Regions from separate parts of the Mus musculus genome. Here region 1 is linked to region 2. Evidence: chromatin loops called from intact Hi-C (ENCODE). Cell type or tissue: left cerebral cortex. All regions are shown on one strand.

Region 1 (8,000 bases), 1.0 Mb before region 2:
ATGTGGAGACTGTAACCCACTTAGTATTACAATAACTCCAAGAAGCTATGCCTGTCATTTTCTTTTTCTAAAAAGATTTATTTATTTATTATATGTAAGTACACTGTAGCTGTCTTCAGACACTCTAGAAGAGGGCATCAGATCTCTCATTATGGGTGGTTGTGAGCCACCATGTGGTTGCTGGGACTTGAACTCAGGACCTCTGGAAGAGCAGTCAGTGCTCTTTACTGCTGAGCCATCTCTCCAGCCTGTCATTTTCTTAAACACATATTGCCCTTGCAAGAATATGCTCATGAAAGTTTGAGAGGTTTGTAAACCACTTTTCTGCTGGGATTGGGTAGAAGTCTGACTGTGAGGATGTGGGGAGAGAGGAAGTGGTAGAATTGGCCAGAGACTAAATTATTCAGAAAGTTGGAGGGTCAGCTGGTTTGGCCACACATACTTAAAATCCCAGTTACCTGGAGACAGAGGCAGGAGATTTATTTTGAGTTTGGGGGCAGCCTGTGAGTTCCAGGTCTCTGGAGTGAGATCTTGCTTGTTTCAAGGAGAAAAAATGATGGTGGGTGATCAAGAAGAAAAGTCAAGCGACAGAGGGAAACATCACAGGGAAATCTCTGAAAGAGTGGGAGACATGAAGGGGAGTTTGGCTGGAGAAGAAATGAAGAAATGGGGAGACGAAAACTTGGGGGAGAGAGAGAGAGAAAGGGAGGGAGAGGGAGAGAGAGAGAGAGAGAGAGAGAGAGAGAGAGAGAGAGTGTGTCAAGGTGCTTGATCAAGTCTCATGGTCCAGTACACAGAGTCTGCATTTGGTCCATGCCATCTCAGAGACTGAGGGGAGAGAAACAGACAGAATGGTCCAGATGGTTCAGGTTGGATCAGCAGAGTAGGTGCCAGGATCTCTGAAGAAATCGAGGGAAAAGGCTGGACAGATGTGGGATGAGCTGGCACAGCCAGGCAGATGTGTGGAGTGTAGGAGCTCTTACTGTGTGTGATGGGCCTCCCTCTCCTGCAGAGCCCAACAGTTTGGATGGGAAGGGAAACCACAGGATGATAAAGTGGGCAGCAGGCTGAAGGTGAAAGGTGTGTGTGTGGCGGGGGTGGGGTGGGGGGTATTTTGGTAAAGGATGGTGGTAGAAGGAGAGGTGTGCATGCTGTGGGGGCGAGGGCAGAGCAGGGTGGAGGGCAGGAAGAGAGAACTGGGTGAAGGTCAGAACTTCCATGCAGAATCCAGTAAGGGATGGAAGCCTTGGCTACTTCTCCAGCTGCTGCAGGGGAGTAGCTAGGAAGAGGAGGCCCTAAGGGGAGCAGAGGTCAGGAAACCAGGCAGGTATCAATGCCTGCAGCCTGACAGGAGGGGTCTAGGGAATTCTGGAGAGGAATAGGGAGGAAGGCGCATGGGTGGAGAGCTGCCTAGGAGCAGTCAGGAGCCGAGCAGGTTCTTTAGATGCGAGACTGGGATGGTGGAGACAGTCCGGCTTCCCAGCTGATTGCCTCCTTTAAGGGGTTCTTAGCTACTGCCCGGGCTAGACACGAGGGGAGAAGGAGGAGACAGTCCGGCTTCCCAGCTGATCGCCTCCTTTAAGGGGTTCTTAGCTACTGCCCGGGCTAGACACGAGGGGAGAAGGAGGAGCCTGAGGATGACCTGTGGGACTCAGAGCACACAGACCAGCAAGGGGGCCTGTTCTGTCTCCCCCATAGAGCCCAACACTTGGTTGTCCCCAGAGCTTAAGCCTAGACAGTTTTACTTAATGGAAACTCCGTTTCTGCCCAGACCTTGCTCCAAGGAGACCTTCTTCTGATTCCCACCTCTGCCACTTTAGTGACCTAGCCCCCACCACGCAGGATGTAGCCAAGGAAAAGAGAGGATTCATCCTCATGTGGTCAGAGGCAGCAGTAAGTAAAAGGAGACAGTCAGAGACAGCTACAGGGTTCGGGAGTGGGGAAAGTTTCACAGGGGCAGCAGACATCCAGAGACAGGGCACAGAGTGCTGATCAGGTAGAAAGTGGGAAGCCCAGGGGCCAGCCCTAGGTAGTCCAGAATGAGAAGGGCTGGAAGGTGTGGTCCCCTTTCAGCCTCCTCTTGCCACCTCTTCCCTACCTCGCCCAAGGGTCCCCAGAATGGCACCTGCTTGCCGGGTGGGGGTTGGGGGTAGGTGGGGACTCTTCAGAGCAGTTGAATGGAAAATTAGACTTGAACCATCTTTGTACCTGCTAGGGCTCCCAGAGCTCTGAGGGTTCAAGGCTCCCAGCATTCCCACGGGCTGCTGCCAGGACCTGGCCTGGAGTCCTCAGAGTTGTAAAGGATGTAGACTCCACTGCCCTTCAGGGTTCAGGGGGCCCAGCTCTGAAGTGAGCACTCCGGGATGTGCTCTGGTTAGTCGGAATCACTTACGGGACAGCGACTAGAAAGCAGAATTCTTCTATGTCTCCTCCCTGTCATGGGCGAACAAGGACTTACTGGGTCAGGACCCCCTAACTCAGAGCCCTCTTAGCCCCAGCACCCTGGAAGGTTGGGGTAGAAAATTTGCAGAGTATAAGTTCTACTGTCAACAGCCCTTTTCTCCCCTTAATGCCTGCAAAAGAAACCTGAGCAGATTGGGGAAATGCCCTACAGTTCTAGGTAGCAGGAGGGTCGACCTGTTTGTTCCCAGGTCGCATGTCCAAGAGGCCAGGTTGCCTCTGCCAGCCATGGACCACTGGCCTGTCCTCTTAAGAGCCACGTGTACAACAAGGACAGCTCCAATTTAGGAAACAGTGACCCAAAGACCCTATTTTGGCCTTGTCATCGACTATTGCAGCGGGAGGAGAGGGGACCTGGCAGACCTGCTGCATTGGAGCACCATGAAATGCTGAGGGAGCGCTGTGGAGAGCTAGGTTCTGTGGCTCCTTCCCAGTGCAAACCTGGCCCCTGGGAAAAGAATGCACATCCTGTTTGAAGCAGTGTTCCCCTAAATATCCATTAAACGCGAAATTTCAGGAACAGCACCTCAGCTTCAGAATGGGATTCCAGAGGCAAAAGGTGGAGTAGCAGGCACCCTTAGGTTAGGTGAACGCCGACCAGATTCTCTGGAGAATCTAGGCTGGACTCCAAACAGCCTTCCTAAACTTGGATCCAAGTTCTCTAAGAACTGAGACATCCCAGGACGAAGGGAGGGGATCAACTACGGTTCACACTAGAAGAGTGGTTGATCTTTTTCCTCAAGCCCAGGCTCTGCAGGTGTGCCCCCTCAGACTCGATGGCCGCTGAGGCTAAAGGGCAGAGTTGCAGAGAGGAGAGTAGGAAGAGGATATTAGAGCATGCACCAATATTCCAGTCCGATTTTTGCCTTGGACTGGGGACCACTTCTCTACCGGCAATCCATCGCCTCGCCCTTCCCCCCACCCACCCTCTTTGGGGCAGCAGAGAGGCGGCCAACCGGCGAGCCGAGCGTTGGGCAGGTGCCGCATCAGGAGGACCCCAGAAGAGGTTCTCAGTAGCACGCACAGCGCGCGCTCCGGCGGTTGCTCAGAGTTCCCCGGGGGCCACAGGGACCACGCAGGCTCTAGGCGGTGCGCAGTTGCCCAACTTCGTGCCAGGGCTCTCGCACGATTCTAGTCGTGGCCGCGACGGTGTTCCAGCAAGCAGGATTTCCCCACCAAGTTTTTGGTGGCCAAGGATGGTGGCACCTATGGGAGTCCTGGTAGTGGGGCGCGCGGGCTCCCATCCGCTGGCTGTGGCCACCTCAAAGGAACCGCTCAGACCCATGGCGCTCAACTAACTCACCCCAGTGCGGCCGAGGCGGCCTTTGTAAGTGGTTTCTCTGCCACTGCCGCCTGGGCCACTTGCCCTATGGACTGCCCGAGCTGGTGTTCGCTAGGCCATGAACCACTTAATGATGACGGTGCACCCGGCACACCAGCTGGGCTCCTCCTCCCCGCAACCCCCTCACTCTTTTCAGCGCCCAGCATTGCGACCCTCTCCATTTCCACCCCTGGCTGCTTCGGAATCGCTTCTTTGGCCTCCACTTCCAGGGTAAGTGTCCACGCTGTGTTCCTGACCCAGGGATGCGGGGAAGGATTCTTGAGGTGGCAGGGGCTGTACAGAAGTTGTTAAGGACAAGGCTTAGGGATCAGCCTTCATTGTTCCCAGGCGATTAGCCTTTGGTCTGCCATGTTCTCCCACTCAGGAAGTGTGGTTGGGACAGCCACATTTTCCAAGGAATGAACCCAGTTAAGACACAAGGCATAGAGCAGCCTAAGAGCTTTTTCAGACCTTCCTTTGGCCAACCTTATTCTCCCTTATGACTAAACGGGTCCCATCCCCGAAAGTGCTGGCCCTCTACCCTTACTGCTCCAGAGCTTTGAGCTGTAACTACTACTATGCTCTAGTAGTCACCAGATCGCTTGGTGCTTGTGGGCAGCAAAAGTCCACCTGTAACCCTTGGCTCTGTGGGAAGCAGAGCAGCGTGGTGCGTTCACTCAGGTGTCTTGGGACGTTTCTCAGCATCCTACGCCAGACTTTGCCCAATCACATTGGCATCCCTGACCCACAATGGGGCAAAGGTTGGGATCAGCAAACCGGCTTTCTTTACCACTGACCTCTAGGAGCCAGCCCACCCGGTTGCTAGGACCGTCCTCTTGAGTGGGAGGTGGGAGAGGAGGGCTTTTAAGGTCATATCTAGACTTACCCCACCCTGTCTGCAGCCGCATCTGGTTTGCTAATATACGCTCCAAAAGGCTCGCACACACACACACACACACACACACACACATGTTATTTGACTTTCCTAAAGAAAAGAGAGTTGTGTTCATTGAAGTTAATTTTCTTCCTTGGCTTTATACTTTTCTTTCACTGAAACAAACAAACAAACAACCCATAAAAAATAAAAACAAAAGACAAAGAAAAAAGAAAAAGGTTGGCCTTGGTTCCTATAGCAGTTGCTTAGATCCTACTTTGGTAGAGACTGGACCCCAGCATTTTGAATTTCCATAGGGAAATTAAGCATTTCCTGCCACGGGAGCACTTGAAGTCCTCATTGTCAACCCAGGAGCTCACTTTGGGGCAGGTAAGTCAGGCTGACTAGGGAGCCTCCCACTCTCTGGGGAGAGAAGTCTACTCCATGAAGAAGACCGTGTTCCCTACAAGAAAACAGGGAGCAAAGCAAGGTACTTCCCATAGAACAACCTCTAAAGTTCACCCAGGGTGGGGGCTCACAAGCCAGAGAGTGGGGCTTCAGGACTTCAAAACAGAAAGACACAAAAGGAGGCTCTTAGTGACTTTGAAACACGCAGGACTTACTTGGCTGGCCCTGCAGTGCCATAGCACTCCAGTGGTTCTCCAAGGACTCTCTGCTTCCCTTGGCCATGCCTCCACCTCCTCTTCTCCCTGCTCTGATCAGCATCTCTGATAACAACTTCTGACTCAACAAACATGAGATGTCCCTTTGTGGGTTTCTAGGAATTGTTCTTTCTGAAGTGATAGATTGTTATGGTTGTATGTGTGCCAGAAGTAGGCACACTCATCATTTGTCACAAAGGACAAGGGGGAGTATGGATAAATTAAATGAGGACGTGCACCCACCTGGGTGACTCCACGATCCCTTTTCCTTGGTCCTGACACTGCTAGGGCTCTGGTGTCTCGGAAACTCTGTGTGGAAGTACGTGGTAAGTGTGCCTTGGTGTTCCTGATCAAGGGGTGTGTCATGATTTGGTGTATGGGGGCCCTCCTGCAGGGACTGGTCACCAGCACCTCGATGATGATGTCAAAAATATGGGTGGAAACATGAGGAATGCTGAAGTTTGCAGCAATGATCTGCCGCCTCAGGTCAGCAAAATACCTGCCTTGGAAAGGCAAGTGCCCGGCCACGAACAGGAAGACCACTCAACTGCAGATACTGCTGGGGCAGCCCTCATAGTCCTCAGCTTGAATGAGTTCTGGTGACAGTAGGGCAGTATGGCAAAGCTATTCATCAGCTTCTGCCCAGGAATCACTGTAGCAGCCAGGCCAAAATCTCACGGCTTGGCGTTCCTCCTGTAGTTGTTCCAAAAGTTGCTGACACAAAATATGACATAGGTCTGGTTGACAGGGACCAACTGCAAACTGAAAAAACACAACGGATCACAGACAGTCAGAGCTGCTCACTGGGAAGGACAACAGTCCTCTCGCCTGATGTCGGCAAGCACTGGGAGCCAAGGCACCAAGACAATCAGGTTCAAGGGAAGTGGATAAGACAACAGACACCCCAAAACCCACAGTGTCCAGGCTCGGGAGCTGGCTCTGGAAACATGAGGAGGAATGTTCTACTACTCCTTCAGAAGCCTGCATTTGGTTCTCAGGAACAGGTCCGGTGATCCACAGCTGCCCTAACGCCAGCTCCAGGAGACTTTACACCTAGACTCTAAGGGCACCCGTACAGCACACTCAAAGGCACTGCAGGACACTTAAAATAGTGATAAAAATCTATGTAATTTTATTTATGTGACTTCTGAAGTTCAGAAGAGGGCACCAGATTTCCTGGAAGTGGAACTATAGGCAGTTGTCCTGAGTGTTTGGATTCTATAAAAACCCAATTACATTATGTGTATGTTCTAATACCAAGTGTGAAATGAGTGGCTCCCAACCACCTGTAACCCATTTCCGGAAAATCTGACTCCATAGACGGCACCAGGAATGTGGTGCTCAGACCACATGGAGGCAAAATACTCATAAAGTGAAAATAATGAATTATTCTAACTTAAAAGCATTACTTAAATTTTTTTTAAAAAGTAAAATTGAAAATAATGAAGACCATGGAAGTGTAAACACAAGAATGAAGGCATCAAATATACAAACCCAACCAAAGAAAGCAAATCAAAGTCACCCAGGTGGAGAGAAACTCTCTCTTTCAGGGGCCAACAGCTCCAGAAAGTCCAAGTACAATCTCTCAGCAATGTCGAACTCCAATCGCTTTCCAACCAACCAACCAACTAACCAATCAACCAACCAACCAACCAACCAACCAACCAACCAACCAACAGCTCTAAGGATAGCAGGCAGCCTCAGCCAGAGCTGTAAGTGGACAGGTGTCTGTCAATCCTCACCAGGGTTCCTTGTGAGGTCAGAGCAAGGAACGGGCCAATCGTGGCTGGGCACAGAAAAAAAGCTTTTCTACCTTTTTTCTCTCCAAGGACAGGAAGGCTGTTCTGGTGAGTGGGGCAGTAGGGGGCTGGTTACATTCAAATGTCTATCTCCCAGGTTGTCCAGTGACCCACTTCTTTCTGCTAGGCCCACTGCCCAAGGGCTATTTTCCAACCAGAGGAGACACCAGGTGGCAAACACTTGAAACTCTGTGGGACACCTAAACTTTAACAAGGACACTTTTCTCCTTGATAATCAAACAAGGAATCTCAAGGATGACACTGCGCTCCGGAGCCTTGGCCCTCCATCGGTTATGGTCTCTGACATTCGCTGGCAGGTAGATGGGCAGTGTTTTGCTTTTCACTGGACCCAGCCTTTATGATAACTTTGTAATAACTCACGTCTACACTCAAAGCATTCTATTTATTTTTCTTAAACTCAGACTGATGGGTGCTAAAGGTTGGTAGCTCCTGCCTACATCAGTAGTTGTTGCAAAATACTATCTTCCAAGACTCCCTCCCTCCAGAGTATGAGAGTACCCAGGGGGCTGAGAGGAGGTGACACCAATCATCCCATGTTCCCCATGATGCCTGGGGCCTCTCACCAAAGCCGAGGATCCTGAGACAGTGGGATGACATGTTCAAAATGATCAGGAAATCAGTTGCCAGTCAGGGTTCTATAAACGACACATGTGGGAGATAGAGCAATTCCTTGGCACCCTATGCCCTTCTGCTCTCAAAATGCCTTAGTTTGTCCTTAGAAACAACAGAAATTGATTGCTTGGGCATCTGCTTGATGGCAAGGCAAGAGCAAGAGGCCAACAGATTGGCTGTATCACAGGGCTGCTTTTTTGTGTGTGATTTTTTTATTTTATCATTTCCAATTTTTTAGTTAGGTATTTTAT
Region 2 (8,000 bases):
AAGGAAGGGAGGGAGGGAGGAAGAAAGGAAGGAAGGGAGGGAGGAAGAAAGGAAGGAAGGAAGGAAGGAAGGAAGGAAGGAAGGAAGGAAGGAAGGAAGGAAGCAAGCAAGCAAGCAAGCAAGCAAGCAAGCAAGCAAGCCAACAAGGAAGCCACAGCTTGCCTCAGAGAAGTGCTGTCTGAAAGCTTGTTTGTGCTACAAACAAGAAACAGACCAAGAATGGAAAGTGTTCTAAGGCAAGGGTTCCGTGCTGTGTCCATGAAGCCCCAGGACAGCCTGCACCCGCAAATGAGGAAGAAGACAAAGACTCAGTTTCAAGGGCTGGGGAGATGTCTTCATGAGTAAATCCTTGCCACAAAAGCATGAAGACTCAAGTTCTATGGCCAGAAACCCATGTAGAAGCCAGGCATGGTGGCACACACTTGTAATCATGGCTCCCAGAAGGCAGCGACAGGAGGATCCCTAGAGTTCCCTGGCCAGGCAGTCCAACCAGTTCTAGGTTCAATGAGAGATCCTGTCTCAAAAAATAAGGTGAAAGGCTGGGAGCTGTGGTGGCACACACCTTTAATCCCAGAGGCAGAGGCAGGCAGAGCTCTGTAAGTTCTAGGCCAGCTTGGTCTACATAACAAGCTCATGACAGTCAGAGCTACATAATAAAGACTCTGTCTCAAAAATACATACATACATACATACATACATACATACATACATACATAATACACACACACACATTCAAATAAGGTAAAGAGCTACGGATAATGACACCAGCATGCACACACAAATATATGTATATATTCACACATTAACATGACATAGAAGGTGTGGGAGGAGATGGAGGAGATATACAGAGGGTCAGGAAATTGAACAGAGGTGTATAGCAATGGGGAATGGAGAACTGGGGTTAGCAACTAGAAAGTCCCAGATGCCAGAAAAGCAAGAGGTTCCCAGGACTCCACGGGGATGACTTTAGCTAAAATACCCCACAACAGGGAGGGAGAACCTGTCAAGACCATATCCAGAGGTTAGGTATGGCTCCCCCAATTGAGGGATGGGGCCACCCACCCATTTCCAAAATTTTAACCCAGAATTGCTCCTGTCTGAAGGAAATACAGGGACAAAGAGCAGAACAGAGACTGAAGGAAAGGCCATCCAGAGACTGCCCACCAGGGGAAATCCATCCCACATGCAGACACCAAACCCAGACACTATTGCAGATGCCAAGAAGTGCTTGCTGACAGGAGCCTGATACAGCTGTCTCCTAAGAGGCTCTGCCAGATCCCGACCAATACAGCAGCCAACCTTTGGACTGAGCACAGGGACTCCAATAGAGAAGTTGGGGGAAGGACTGAAGGAGCTGAAGGGGCCTTATCTGGCATCAATGGATGGGGAGGCCCTTGGTCCTGTGAAGGCTTGATGCCCCAGTGTAGACAAATGCTAGGGCAGGGAGACAGGAGTGGGTGGGTTGGTGGGGGAGCACCCTCATAGAAGTAGGGTAAGGGGAGATGGGATAGGGGGGTTGCAGAGGAAAACCAGGAAAGGGGATAACATTTGAAATGTAAACAAATAAAATGTCCAATTAAAAAAACATTAAAAAACATGACATCGAGCACACATGTACATATGCAAGTGCTTAGACATGCATGCACACACACACACACACACACACATACAGAGAGAGAGAGAGAGAGAGAGAGAGAGAAAGAGAGAGAAACAAATAAAATTTAAGAGACTCAGTCTTGATTATATAGTTTCTGGAAGGCAGATGAGTCCACCGCTAACAATAGTGAACAGGTTTCTCCTACAGGCCTGTCATGTGCTAAACAAGAGTTTTATTAAAGTGCATTATTTTATTTTTTTAAATATTTATTTATTTATTTTATGTATGTGAGTACACTGTAGCTGTACAGATACTTGTGAGCCTTTGTGGTTGTTAGGAATTGAATTTTTAGGACCTCTGCTCACTCCAGTCAGCTCCACTCGCTCAGGCCCAAAGAATTATTTATTATCATACATAAGTACACTATAGCTGTCTTCAGACACAGCAGAAGAGGGCATCAGATCTCATTACAGGTGGTTGTGAGCCACCATGTGGTTGTTGGGATTTGAACTCGGGACCTTCAGAAGAGCAGTCATTGTTCTTACCCACTGAGCCATCTCGACAGCCCGCATTATTTTAATAATGAGCATTTGAATTAGATCCAGAGCTTTGGGTTCCCAGGGACAAGGGCTTTGTCTCTGCTCCCAACCATCCAGTTTCAAATCCTATTGCCATTTCTCCTCCTCCCTGTAGAAAGAGCCCAGCCAAAGCCTGGTAGGGTGGGGCAGAAGAGGTGTTAGCAGAGAAAGGGTGGGGGGAGCAGCAGGCAAAGGGCCAGCATTGCAGGGGTGTAGCCACCATTGTTTGGGAGCATGTGAAGGGCTGGAGCAGAAGTAGGCCAAAGAGTTTCTACTCCCACCCAGATCCATAAATGCCTCTATAGCCTGGCACCACTGTCAGCCAGGCTGGAGGGAAACCACACGCTTGATTTTGCCAGTGGAGGAAAGTGAAATGACTCCTATGGGGAGGGAGCTGGGGCTACCAAACTTAGAAAATCGGGTTCCTTCTACCTGTCAGTCCTTCCCCAGATACTCTCTACAGAAATACCTATGATCAGAGTGCATTGTTTACCACAGCATGGCTCGAGCTAGCAGGGATCTGGAACGAGCTGGGTATCCACCAATAGAGGGTGGGTTAAAGAAAGAAAGTATGGTTCCAGCCATAGTACTATGCAACTCTGAAAAAGAGGAGACTCTGTGTGCACAGAAGTGAAGCAAGCTCTGCCACGGGGTAGAAAAGTAAGGATGGAGCAGTGAGCACAGTATGCAAATGCTTGGACTGGAGTGGTAGACGTTGAGAACCCACAGTCACACTTGCTGACACATACGTAAGGAGGCCAAAACCTTGTAAAGGAAATGCACTTGCAAGGGAGGACAGAAGAAGATGGTTACATGGAGAGCAGAGCAGAGAAAGATGATGGGTGGATGGATGGATGGATGGATGGATGGATGGATGGATGGAGAGATGGATGGATGGGTGGATGGAGAGATGGATGGGTAGAGAGATGGATGGATGGATGGATAGATGGATGGATGGATGGATGGATGGATGGATAGATGGATGGATGGAGAGATGGATGGATGGATGGGTGGATGGATGGATGGATGGATGGAGAGATGGATGGATGGAGAGATGGATGGATGGATGGATGGATGGATGGATGGATGGATAGATGGATGGATGGAGAGATGGATGGATGGATGGATGGATGGATGGATGGAGAGATGGGTGGATGGAGAGATGGATGGATGGATGGAGAGATGGATGGATGGATGGATGGATGGATGGATGGATGGATGGAGAGATGGATGGATGGATGGATGGATGGATGGATGGATGGAGATAGATGATAGGTAGGTAGGAAAGTAGGTAGATGATAGATAGATAGATAGATAGATAGATAGATAGATAGATAGATGATAGATAGATAGATAATAGACAGATGATAGATAGGTGAATGGATAGATAGATAGATAGATAGATAGATAGATAGATGATAGATAGATGATAGATAGATAGATAGATAGATAGATGATAGATAGATAGATAGATAGATAGATAGATAGATAGATAGATCAACCATAGATAGCAGATGCATGCAGTATCATACCTAAAAATAAATACAAATCTTATTATAAAATGAAAGAAATCGTTCTAGAATATACAAAGGGGAAGGCTCTCCCAGCTTCTTGCTTCAACCTCTATCTATAAGTCCATAATCCCGGTTGGTTCTAGAAGCTTTTCTATGGGAAGCAGCTCACGGACAAAGATCTCTGTATGCTGACCGAGTTAGAAAGGAAAAAGCTGAACTCTCACCCATCCATACATATGATTCACTTTGCTGTGTATCTGTCTAATAGAGCAGCGAGCTGGGCTGAGCATTAACCTGAGGAAACGCTGGATAATCCAAGCTGTCCGAGCTGCTCACAGAGAACTGAGTCTCATTTACTCATGGCCTCTACAGAGTCACGCTGAACAATGAATCAGGACTACCGACTCATCATCTAAAGGAAATGGGCAAGGTTATTACCGTCAGCCCATCACGTTTTTCCTCTGAGATCCTCACGGAACCTGCTTCTGCACGGCTCTGCTGCAGCACCCCTGGTTTAACACACATCACTGACTCTCTGACACCAGGCTCGACACCCACAGCACATGACTTCAGCTCACACAGCACCATCTCACACTCGGGGAATAGACAGCCTGTCAGCACTACACTCTGAAGTTGCTGAAACAGAGCCCCCCAACAAAAAGCAGGAAGTACCCCTCCCCACAAAAATTGATCAAGGAAAGGCCTGGAAGAGAACACAGGAACTGAGATGCCAAGGCTCAGCGCTGCCCCACCCTTTAGCCAGATTCCAGTCACAGAGCTGTGAAGGGAAATGAGATCCACAGAGAACAGACCGAACAAGCTTTACCACAGGCGCATGGACACTTTTCTCTTTTCTCTTTTTCTTCCTTTTATTTTATTCTCTCTCTGATTTTTTTATTCTTTAAATTTTGCAATAAATAGGTCTCATTCTTAGATCCATAAAGTCTAAGATATCTGTCCTGTCCTGAAGCACACCCCTTTCCTTGTCCTGTATACAATGCACACATACACACTATGTGTAGTCACTGTGTAGTAGGATAGAACTTGACTAACAGTGCCCCCAAGTGTCCATAAGCAAAACTGCAGAAACATCCAAGTGTGGCTAGGCAGACACTGGAAAGGTCCTAGGGGGTCTCCAGATGTAAGTAGGTGTAAAGATAAAATAAAATAAAATAAAATAAAATAAAATAAAATAAAATAAAATAAAATAAACAAAAGCTTAGAGCTAGAGCCAGGGAGAGGGACGGGTAGAATGGGGTGGGGTTAGGGGAGACAGGTTGAGAACAGGGTTCAGGACAAAAAAGAAGACAGAGCCTAAGGACCATGAAAGCAGCCGGCCACCCTCCTTCCCAGCTCACTCCTCAGCCTCACCCTCTCAAGCAGGACCAAGGGGTAGCTTAGGCTTTATCCAATCTCCCAAGTCACCTCCCCTAGACCCCGGTACTCTAGGAAAATCTCCAAGGCCAGAGAAGAGCATCAGCAAAGTGAAGACCCAGAGCAATCTCAGGCATGGGTGGGTGCTGGTGGGATGCAGGGGACAGGGCCCACAGTGCGCTCGACCTGGGCTCCAAGGCAAGTAAGTGACCTGAAGGTGAGATGATGAAGCCACTAATGACATGCTAGAACTGTGGATAAAAACAACCAAACCTAGTTGGCGCCATCTTTCCCAGCTGTCAACAGGGAAGCCTAATCCTCAGTTTCAGAGGACAAATGTCCAGGAAAACTTGGATTCCTTCCTGCCTTCATGCATCCTGAAACTTGGGAAGTCAACACTGAAGCCGCACTCACAGACCCCAAGTCCAAACCAACACTTGCCTGGGGCTGGCAAGGGTCTATAGAGAACGTTGTCACCTCAGAGGGATCAAGCTGGCTGGCAAGCTGAGTGAGTGACTGGGCCCATGATACTTTCCCTGAGATTCTGTGTTAGGCTCGGGGAGTGGAGGAGGGGGCTCCTACTGCCAACAGGGCAGGGCAGGCTGACACTGTAGCTCACTTAGTGAAGTGTTTGCCTAGCACACATGAGGCCCAGGGTTCATTCCCTAGCACCACATAGACCTAGAACGTCAGGGGTGGAGACAGGAGGATTCAAAGTCCATCCTCACTAAAGCAAGTTTCAGTCCAACCAAACCCAACCCTCATCAAGGGAACTTCTCTGTGCAACAGATGGGGACCATTACAGAAAACCACAACCAATCAAAGTGCAGAGTTGTGGAGTCCAGTCCTAACTGATGCATCTACAATACAACTTCCAGGGCTCAGGGATCACTGCAGAAGAGGTGGAAAGATTAAGAGGCAGAAGAACGGGGATTTTGCTGTGAGATTGTGTCTTCTAGGAAGGTCAGAAGCCACACCCATGAAACCTCACCAATATGGCTGTCTGAACATGACCTGAAGAGGGGTAACACCACTGGACATGCTAGCATGGAAAGGAGAAAGCCCGTGAGTCCTCAACCCTAGGCAAAGAACTGCAGGCAGCTAAGGAACTCTGCAATCAGGATTAATAGTCTCCCCCAGGGAAGAAAGACCGTAGATTTGTTATCTGAAATCAAGGCCATAAATTTGAAAGAGGAGTAAGGGGAGGTTTTGGGAAGGGAAAAGAAAAGAGAGAAAAGTATGTAATTATAATACAATCCTAAGGGCTGGAGAGATGCCTCAGCAGTTAAGAGCACTGACTGCTCTTCCAAAGATCCTGAGTTCAATTCCCAGCAACCACATGGTGGCTCACAACCATCTGTAATGGGATCTGACGCCCTCTTCTGGTGTGTCTGAAGACAGCTGTAATTGTACTCAGACATAAAAATAAATAAATCTTTTTAAAAATAATACAATCCTAAAATGTTTAAAAATATTTTAAGTCCAAAGAGAACTGGAAAGATGGCTCAGAGAGAAAAGAAGGCTCTCTGAACAATCGTAAGAACCAAGTTCAAATCCCTAGCACTCGTAAAAAGGTAGGCATGGCTGTAAGCACCTATAACCCTGCAGGACAGAAACAGGAGGCTCACTGGGCTCACAGATGACAGCCTAGCTCCAATTTCAGGAAGAAAATACCCAGCATCTTCCTTCAGCCTCTGTGCATGTTTAGGGATAGGCAACCCACACACATGCACGCACTCACGCACACATGCACGCAGACACACACAGACTTATTCATACTGTGATGGTTTGTATATGCTTGGCCCAGAGAGTAGCACTATTAGGAGGTGTGGACTAGGAGTAGGTGTGTCACTGCGGGTGTGGACTTAAGACCTTCACCCTGGCTACCTGGAAGTCAGTCTTCCCACCAGCAGTCTTCAGATGAAGATTTTAAACTCTCAGCTCTGCCTGCACCATGCCTGCCTGGATGCTGACATGTTCTTGCCTTGATGATTATGAACTGAACCTCTGAACCTGTAAGCCAGCCACAATTAAATGTTGTCCTTGTAAGAGTTGCCTTGGTCATGGTATCTGTTCACAGCAGTAAAACCCTAAGACACGTACATTCAAAAAATAAAATTTTTCAAGTAAAATGGAGGAGTAGAAATGAGAAAATGAGCCCTGGATAACCCCAAGCAGTGATGTATTCAGGCAGAAGTAGGTGGACACTCAGTGTATTGGGTGATAAGGTACACTTATCATCCTCAAAGAATCAAGATGTCACCCAAGGAGTAGTGGCCAATTGCAGGGGTCGGGGGAGGCATAACAGTTAGAGCAGAAGATAGAGAATCAACCAAGGGGGAATGGGACACGTGATGCTGTGTCATGTTGCAACACAATATAGGGAACATGGCCTGTGGTAAGCTCCAGGCAAAATCCTCTGAATGTAACAGCCCTCCTTTGGTGCCCAGGAAATACAGGAGCCAAAAGAGTAAGGAAATACCAGAGGAAACAACCAGAGAACTCAGGAATTTGGACAAATGACCTAGGTTCTCCAAAAAGTCCCTGTCCTGAGATGGAGAAAGGTGGTGAAGAGACGACTGTGTGACCTTGGGAGGAAATGGCAGTGGCTGGGAAAGGGGCACAGTAGTTAGGAAGGGCTGGTCCTTGGGGCATGTTTGAGGTTGAGGGCAGACTCAGCATGTTGGATGTGAATGAGGAAAGAGTAGAGGCAGGCCCACATACTCCTCCTTGAACAATAGCATCCTTAAGATGGAGGCTCCTCTGAGGGTGGTACCTGGGGAGAACGTTGCTCAAAAGGGCCACATGTAGAGCAGATGAGAGGCATGAGGAAGTCTGGCAGGAAAGAGAAGAGTCAGAGCCAAAGAGAGCTGTGTGGAGGCCCTTGCAGCTAGGTGGCTGGAGCCTGGGTGTGGCCATGGCCTGTGATGCATACAA

The links. Hi-C counts contacts between places; a loop is a spot of excess contacts. Peaks named below come from ENCODE experiments on the same cell type or tissue, not always from the same donor. Only the 100,000 strongest peaks of a DNase experiment are listed, where the experiment ranks them.
Region 1: it touches region 2 in a loop (3-fold over the local background); 2 of 42 quality-filtered maps call a loop at or near these places.

What each region holds. Positions count from the first base shown.
Region 1 is chr6:85,121,602-85,129,601 of GRCm38, reverse strand. Gm5878 (predicted gene 5878) reads left to right here and starts at 3,508. Exons shown (of 3, transcript NR_168059.1): 1 at 3,508-4,012. In left cerebral cortex, no CTCF peak of the experiment used is centred here; no DNase peak of the experiment used is centred here.
Region 2 is chr6:84,075,116-84,083,115 of GRCm38, reverse strand. The region is part of intron 14 of Dysf (dysferlin); the gene reads right to left. Among named protein-coding and RNA genes, the nearest start is that of Dysf, 60 kb to the right of the region's middle. In left cerebral cortex, a CTCF peak has its summit at 4,763 (motif pointing left); DNase peaks (open chromatin) are centred at 2,404 and 4,763.